Regions from separate parts of the Homo sapiens genome. Here region 2 is linked to region 1. Evidence: chromatin contacts called from ENCODE Hi-C or POLR2A ChIA-PET data. All regions are on one chromosome and are shown on one strand. Each heading gives the region's core, a stretch centred on a gene start or an enhancer-like site at or near the end of the contact. The rest is flanking DNA. Distances are from core to core; before and after follow the strand shown.

What was found. Hi-C counts contacts between places; a loop is a spot of excess contacts on that map. ChIA-PET counts read pairs that join two places held with the same protein, here RNA polymerase II (POLR2A). Pooled maps may share reads with other maps.
Region 2: a pooled map shows a loop between it and region 1 (3-fold over the local background). The contact joins the promoter of LINC00385 here to the promoter of LINC00544 in region 1. A Hi-C loop is called at or near these places in 9 of 50 pooled maps. POLR2A ChIA-PET finds 5 or more read pairs at or near these places in 2 of 52 experiments (CD4-positive, alpha-beta memory T cell and activated CD4-positive, alpha-beta memory T cell).

Annotation. Positions count from the first base shown.
Region 1 is chr13:29,934,211-29,938,446 of GRCh38, reverse strand. It overlaps LINC00544 (long intergenic non-protein coding RNA 544), which reads right to left and starts at 1,916. Exons shown (of 5, transcript NR_033889.1): 1 at 1,746-1,916; 2 at 1,166-1,245; 3 at 438-541. RefSeq lists enhancers at 2,483-2,602, 2,733-2,852, 3,573-3,632.
Region 2 is chr13:30,152,018-30,156,253 of GRCh38, reverse strand. LINC00385 (long intergenic non-protein coding RNA 385) reads right to left here and starts at 2,492. Exons shown (of 2, transcript NR_187533.1): 1 at 1,357-2,492. LINC00384 (long intergenic non-protein coding RNA 384) reads left to right here and starts at 3,180. Exons shown (of 2, transcript NR_138041.1): 1 at 3,180-3,220; 2 at 4,105-4,236. RefSeq lists an enhancer at 1,796-2,995.

The sequences.
Region 1 (4,236 bases), core at 667-3,166:
GAGGGGCCCTCCGACAGCAGGTGGGAGGGCGAGATCAGGGCAAAGGGGGCCTGTGAGGAAGAGGGGATCATTACAGAGAGAACCAAGAGGAGTACAGGGTCAGCTCAGCCCACTTAGCACCTTTGCACCTGCCGGCCCTGATGACCGGCCATGATCGTTCCATTTTGGGGCTTTTGAAGAGGTGGGGAGGTCCTGGGCCCAGCCAGGACGAGACTGGGGAGTGTTCTGCGGCTGAGTTTGGCTGTGTAATTAAAGCCCTGGTGTCTAGTGCCGAGAAGAAAAGAGAAAACAGCATTGGAACCCAACTGGCAGATGTGCTTGTTGTGCTGAGAGAAATTCACAGAACCTTGTGGTGCCATCTGGCTGAGAGCTGACTGTTTGCATGATGCAGTTCTCACTTAAGGAGGTGAAGCATCAAACTCCCTGGCCCCACCCACCTGCCTCTGCATCTGGGCAGCTGAAGGTAAGGGCACTCAGCAGCCCCGATGTAATGCCACATCCCAGTGTGCTCAGGAGGAAGCCACCAATCTTTGTTCTCTGCCTAAGGAAAGAAAAACAGCTAAAACAAAGCATTCTAGGACTGACCTTTGGTACAATGTTGGAAATATGAAAGAAATATAAATGTAACATTTTAAATTTCTGAAACGAGGAATAATTATCAATTTCATATACACAAAGTAAGCCCAGTAGGCAGGCCTACTAGAGCAGTGGTCTCCAAATTTTTTGGCATTAGGGACGGGTTTCATGGAAGACAATTTTTCCACAGATGGGGTCCGGGGGATGATTTTGGAATGAAACTGTTTTGCCTCATCCTCAGGCATTAGATTCTCATAAGAAGCACCCAACCTAGAGCCCTCACTTGCGCAATTCACAATAGAGTTCACGCTTCTATGAGACTCTTATGCTACCGGCTGATCCGACAGGAGGCAGAGCTCACGTGGTAACGCTCACTTGCCCACCGCTCACCCCCGGTTGTGTGGCCCGGTTCCTAACAGGCCACAGACTGGGACTGGGACCTGCCCGAGGCTGTGGGGTTGGGGATCCCTGTGCTAGAGGCTCTCAGAAGCATTCTCCATCTCCAGATAATATTCTGTCCCTCCACATGTGAAGGAGACACAGAGCTTTCCTGATGGAGCCTGGCAGGTCTGTCTGTCTTTATACACACCCATTGTATAGAGAAGTATTCTGGATCCAGGGTATATCATGATCATTGTCAATTTTCAGAACATCTCCTGGGCTGGTGAACTGTGGTTAGATAATAAAGAGTTGCTGGTGAAATGCCTCAGGGTGTGGTTAGAAAAAAGAAAGAAAAACAAGTGGTAATATAGGGTGCGGGGGGAGGTATGGGGAGGCTGGGTAACTGTGATTTTTAACTCAAGAAGGAAAAAGGGAGAGGAGAAAAAATGAAGACTCTATAGCTCATCTAGAGTGAGCCAAATTGGATCCCAAACACTAACACTTAATGCACTAAAAACTGTATAATTCAAACATCTCTCAACACAGAAGATGGGTACCACGTGTGTAACAAAACATAATTGAGCTGAGGTGAATCCCTGTCCTTAAAAGAGGTTTATAAGCTAATAGTGGTGATGAAGGTGAGGAAGACTCTTAGTTCCACTCAGAAAGTGAGAGGATCTGAATACTCCAGAAAAGGAAAAAGATAAGAGGAGAGATGAAATGAGATTGGCAAATTGTTGATGATTGTTGAAACTGAGCAATGAGTATTGAAAGGCAGGGATCATTACCTGACTCTTCTATCCAGGAGGCCGTTAGTGGACCAGGAAGTCAGGACAAGATCTGAGGTGAAGAGCTGGTGAGGAGTGAGACAGCTGCCAAGGTCCACCTTGTTCCCCTAAGGAGCTGAGCTCTTTCTCTTCCTTCCTTTTAGACAGGTTCATTAAAGCTGGCCCACTCCACATGACCTAGAAGGACTGGGTCAACCCTGAAAGGTTTGCTCCATAGCCCAGAATGACAACCTCTGACATCACAAATGCAGGATTGGAGAAGGCATAGTTGGCATGCAAGCCGTATTGATTTTTTTACAAATCAGAGCTTCATGCTTGCTGCTGAGAACATTTCACCGGGCCACGAAGCTGCTGCAGGAAGTTTTCAAGTCCTCTCCTCTACACCGTGACCTTAACTTAGAGAGCACTCTCAGCCCCTCCTCCCATCCCCCCGCACCTGCCCAGGTGGGCCCCACTGCTCTCCACACCCACACCCACCTGGTCGTTGCTCTCTACCGAGGAGGCTCTCCCTGCTTTGCTGTGCTTTTGTCAACTTTCCTGCAGCTTCCCTGTTCTGGGAGGCTGAGCTAGAGTGGAAACGACCAGCTTCCCCAAACAGGCAGCTCCGAGAAGGCGTCTGCTCCGCGTCTGCTCCCACTGAGCCAAGGTCCAGCCCAAACGCTCAAATTAGAGCTTGTTAGCCAATTGCTGAAAAACTGCAGGGGGACTCATTTGTAAGCAAACTAATGAGACATCCCAGGATAGAAAGCCTGGTTTTATTTTTAGCATTTCAGAGCTGACACCCCAAACACCTCTATAACCACCTGCCAGTCTGAAGAGGGAACAAGCAGAGCTCAGGATGTGGTGCCGTGCGAGGGCGGTAAGTGGAAGGAAGCAGCGCATGGGGAGGGTGCCTTGGAGACCAGAGGAGCACAGCAAGGGGAGGATGCTCAGCTCTCACACCTGCTCTGTCTTGGTCATAATGAAAAAACAGCTCTGACACAGGGAGTGTGTCAGAACACCACAGTACCCTCTGGGACTGTGTGGGAAAACAAAAAACAAAAACCAAAACAAGGGAGACTCCTTCCCTCTTAACCTCAAATGGTCCCTCTTAACTCCAGACCCTTGAGCGTCTTGCTCCGCCACTGCATGGGGCAGGTGCAATGTACTCTGTGATCTGTGATCTCCTTGCTATATTCCTGGCAGGGGCTCTGCTACTGTGGGCTTTCACAGCATGACTCCAGCCTTGCTGCACTCAGGCCTCACTGTCACCAAGTGGGCTGGGGCTGCCCACCAGGGGGGCATGCAGGGCCTTTCCCTCTCCCCATGCCCTGGTCTCAGGTACACTGCTGCTGCATGCCAGCTCTTTTCTGCTGCATCCTATGCAGCCACTGGGCCACTTGCTCCTCCCAGGCAAATGCTGAAGAGACACTCTGCTCTTCAGCAGATTGGTGCACACCTATATTTAGCCACATTGTGGAATATAGTGACAATGATACTTTGTACTCAGGAGACACCTTTTATCAGAGGAGTGTGATGCACTCTGCAAACATCATCAGCACGGCACCCTTGGGGAGGAAAGACTGTGCCAAGTCTTCCAATCCCCAGGCTTACAGCTAGAGAGATTGAAGCCAGGGAGGCGGGGTGTCACCAGAATCTCCTAATGAGTCAGGAGGCCTGAACGGAGTGATGAGGTGCTCCTGGAAGGTTTTCATCACACCTGCCTCTTTCTGAGCCTGCAGAGCCTATAGTTCCCCCTAGAGCTGGTCCTCTCTCCCTCCCTGGCACAAAAGTGTTCCTTTGCTCACACAGCTGTCCCTGTGCCTGGACACACTTGTAACTTGACTTTAAAAGCCATCTGCCAGCTCACTAGAAACACAGACATGCTGTCTGTGCTGGGGCTTACATTTGCATCACCGCGGTACCTCGATGCTCAGGACAGATATTTCTACTCAAATCTATACCTTGCCTGAATGGAGCTATGAGGGTGTGACCCAGAGGAAGTGCTGTGAAACTCTGCATAAAGAGATTAGTTCAGATGCCCTCTCTTTTATGACACAGGGTAACCAATCAGATACTCCACTTCCCAGAAGTGGCTGGACACAGACTGCCCTGTAGTAGAGAGACAAAGCAGTGGGATGAGTGGGTCCTACGTAGGGATCCTCAGGGATTCCTTGGGCACAAGCAGGATCTCTCTTCTCAGAAAGAGCCAACAATACCATATGTTAGAAGCTCAAAACCAACTGTATTCTTTTCATTCTGTTATCACTGATAATTACTAGCATGCCTTTGTAGCAGATGCAACGGATGTGGCAACATTTCTCATGCCTTAGCAAGGCCGAAATGGCAAAAAGCAATGCTAACCAAAGGGTCTTTGGATAGAGAGTGTTCTGTGTAGGGGTAGAACAGTGCTTTGGTTCTGGACACAGGCTTTATATTCCCCAGACCCCAATATAAACCCCACTACATACCCTGTGCCACAACTGATGATTGACATGACTTCATAGTGAGG
Region 2 (4,236 bases), core at 1,243-3,742, 220 kb before region 1:
GTCCAAGGCAAGAGGCGGCTTCCTCTTGGCCAGGACCCGCCTGGTCCTCAGCCTCCTTCGCTCTTCCCTTCCCTGAACCCCTTCCCAGAGTGGGGTTGGGGCAGGGGTCACCGACAGAGCCTCTTCTAGTTCTTATTTCCCCTTCCAGAGCCCTCCTCAGAACTCACCGGTGACTGTCAACAAAATGCCCCTAATTTAACTTTGGGAGTAATGAATCAATCTGGGTAAAATACCTATGCATTTTAGGAAGAAGAGAGAGCATTTCGGTGTCTCCTCCATCTTCTGTGAGTCAGGGCCTGCTCAGGTGGCCAGAGCAGGCACCTCAAGGAGAAATGCCTCAGCCCGTGTGGAGGTCACAAATTCCAAAAACATTCTTCTCCCCACAACTTTTTCCCCTTTAATGACACTTGCTATAAATTGCCAGATACTTTAAGTACTTAGGGCTGACTGCTTTTCCTCTTCCCAGCCACCACCCCTTCTGAGGGCAGCCCCGTGTCTTCTCTTCATTTCCATCCCAGCACACCAGCCTGCCACCCGGGCACCACCTTGGATGCTTCAGTCTCCTCACTCCCCACTTCCAGTGTATCGCCCACTCAGAAGTCCTTCTTGAGTCCTTTCCCTCTCCTCCACCCTCCTACCAGGGCTTTAGCTCAGGGGCACCCTCTTTTGCCAGCACACGCCCCTCTCCAGATTGACTGGCAGGTGCCCCCTCCATGGGGCAGAGGTAGATCACCAAGCTCTCATTTGGGCCACGGGCTGGCCTCCCAGCACCTCTGCATCGATGCTCATCCGTTCTGCCCATCACGAGGATACTGACTTCCCCTCCTGTGTGCTGGTATCACGCTTTGCCAGCATACACGACGGCAGAGGACACAGACCTGGACATGACTTCCTGGGTCATATAGACCAACTGGGGAGACCAGCAGCAGCCAGGGAGAAACACACCTGTGCTTTCTCCCTGTGCTCCATCCTCTAGATCAGGAGGCCGGGGTGTCCTTGAGGAGGAGGGAGGCTCAGAGGGCTGAAGGGGACAATTCAGCCAGGTGGCGAGGGGAGGGGAGATGCCAAAGGTCTGGAGGTGCTCATGTGCCCTGCCTGCAGGGGGAGGCGGGGTGAGTGGAGCACAATGGGCGGGGGGAGCCTGGTGAGGGCTGACACTGGCGAGGACCTGCGGGAGCTGGTGTGGGATCTGGAACAATCCAGCGTGAGGCCCAGGGTATGGACTTGGGGTCCGACTGCCTAGGTCCAAATCCGGGCTCTATCCCTCACTAGTCTGTGATTGGGCCAGAGCCTTCACCTCCCTGGACCTCCGTTTCCTCACTGTAAAGTGGGACGGTGTGATAATAGACATCTTACCTTCAGAGTTGTGTGGGGAGAAGGAATGAACTGCGGAAAGCCTCTAGCAGACGGCCCACTGAACCGTGAGCGCGGTCCTGCTGACTGAGGGGCTCTGCGCAGCCTCACGGCCTCGCTGCGCTCTCAAGGCCGCTCGTGGTTGTGTGGAGATCACAGCAATGGGGGCGAGAGTGGACGCCGGAGTGCAGGTGGGGCTGGTGCAGACCTCCAGGTGCGGGTAACGGGGACTGGCCCGGGGTGGTGACGGGGGAGATGCAGGGAATGGGCAGACAGGAGAGATACTTGGGGCAAGAACAAACAGGACTTGCTGATGGAGTCGGTATGGGGTGGGGGTGCAATAAGGGACATTGACCCTCAGGTGTGTGGGCTTGGAAACTAGGAGCGTGACGAGATTGTGCATCTGAGAAGTTTCTCTGACTTGCCCAAGGTCACACAAGGTGTAGGTGGCAGAGCTGGGGTTGTTCTGACAACGAGGTGCGGTTCTTTCCTCTGCACAAGCCGGCTTCCTGGGATCGTGGCTCTTCTGGGGAGAGGGACCTTGGAGAGCGCCTGCCTTCGGGCAGGAGAATCTCCACTGGACGAGAGAGAATCTGGAGGTCAGGTGGTTTTCTGGAACGCACATAGCCAGGGAGGGGGAAGCAGGCAGGGGCTGCATCTGGCTGCCTGGGGTGGGCAGGCACTCTCTGTTCCATGCCACACAGAGAGTCCCCAAGGCCTTTCTGAAAAGCTCTTCCCAGCCCTTCCGTGATAAACAACCTGCTGTCCCCGGCTCCGGGCGGGAAGAATCTAAGGGGAGACGCTCCTCCGTTAGTCACGCAAGCTTGCCTGGGTGGTTAGCACAATGAAGCCGTCAAGCCACTAGGCAGGAAGGGCGGGAGCTGGCGTTTCAAGCACCGCTGCCCACCCGAGGGATGTGCAGGGTAGCAACAGCCCACGCCGGCGGTGGGGAGCAGCCTGGTCACCCACAGGAGCTTGTGAGGCCCGAGGAGTGTCCGTGTGGCAAGGCCCCTGCCCCAGCTTTTCATTTATGAAACAGAGCGTGACCTCCAGAACTCACTGGGGTTCTGTATGACGGAGCTCCCCGCGTTGGGCAAGCAGGGTGACCCCGTCCTCCATCATGGCTCTCTCACTGTGACGCCGACCCTCGGTCCCCACGCTCGGCTTGCAGTAGAACGTTTCCTCTCTCCAGGTTGTCATGACAATTTTCACTGAGAAGCTGTTTCTGTAGAGGGAGCAAAAAAAGAAACAGGGGGAAATGCTTATTAAAGCCAGGCCTAGTGAGTCTGAGGATTTCAGTGGTGTCTTTACATTCTCAGTGGCTTCTGAAGAAAAAGTGGAATTTCTGTCCTCTACACCAGCTGGCTGCTAGGAACTTTGCTGTTATATAGAGGCAATGCATGAAGTCCAGAATCCATTACATTATACTAATTATAGTAATAATGATAATAACAATTAAATGTGAGCCTTCAAAGGCAGGTCCCCTCCGGCAGAATCCATTAAGGAGAATGGGTGTAATTATTCGGGCAGTGGAGGCACAGTGCAATTTTAGGGGTGGTCAGTGTTATCCTGATAACAATCCCATTCTCTCCTCCTTCGTCACTGGCCATCTGGCCTTCCAGTGTCTTCTCCCCAGATCTCAACCATCTGTCCATCAATGTCTCACTAATTATTGCAAACAATTCTGTGTAAAATGAGAAGAAAGTAAAGGTTAACTTTCCCATTTTACAGATTAGTCATTGTCTTCCTGAACAAACAGTGAGGAAACCCAGGGGAGGTGACCCCTCAGTGAATGTATCCTACAGAAGAGCCGGATCTGGAACTCTGCTTGAGCAAGCCAGTGTAAAAATTACAACAGCTTACTGAGGTTTCTATTTTTCCTTATTTTTCTCTCTGCACTAAACAAACACACATTCATTGTGGTAAATCTGAAATACATAGAAAAGCCTAAAAGAAAAATCACCCCAAATCTTAATGTCTGGGATTAAACCTAATACCGAGGAATACCTTGTCCACCCAAGCTTGGTGGCTGATGTGAGTCAGGTCAGGAGGGATTGGGAGGTACAGTTCTGTCTTCACGCCCCCCTCCTGGAAGGCTGCAGACTTCTGGAGCTGCATCCATACCCATACAGCTCTAGAACCTCCGCCTGTGTGGGGTTGCGTGTCAAACACTGGAGCTTCTGGAGCTGCCTGGGCTTTGGCTCATTAGAACTCAGGGATGAAGTAGAAACTGTAGGTCCCTGCTGAAGAGCATCCAGTCTTTCCATTCATCCGTTGAGCATGCACCAAGGCATTGAGAGGATAGAGATGATGTTGTGAGGATACAGATAGAGATATAAAGAAGCTGTAGTCCTTATCTTTAAGCAGCTTGCAGACTAACTTGGGAAACAGATGCTTGAATGAACTAGTAAAACTGTGCTCAGCAATGCGCTTCATTTTACGGATGAGCAGAGGGAGGCAGAAATGCAACGTGGTTGTTAGGGTCTGAGTGCAGCAAGTCCCCATTTCAAGATCAAATTTCAGGTGATAGACAACCTCCAAGGTACCCCCCAATGACCCTTGATTTTTGCACCTCATATGGTCTCTTCCCACGCTGCATCAGGGTTGGTCTGTGAGGCCAGCTGATGTGGCAGAGCTGATGATATGTGACTTCCAAGGCTGGGCAGGAAAGGCATTGAGGCTTCCACCTTGTTTTGTGGATCACTTGTTCAGAGGGAAGTCAGCCAAAATATTCTGTGAATTCTCAAATAGCCCTGTGCAGAAGCTGATATTGAGAGCATGGAGGCTTCCTGCTAAAGGCCAGCATCAGCTTGTCAGCCACACAGGTGAGGCTGGGAGAGGATCCTCAGTCCTGATCAAGACTTCAGATGAGATCACAGCCCT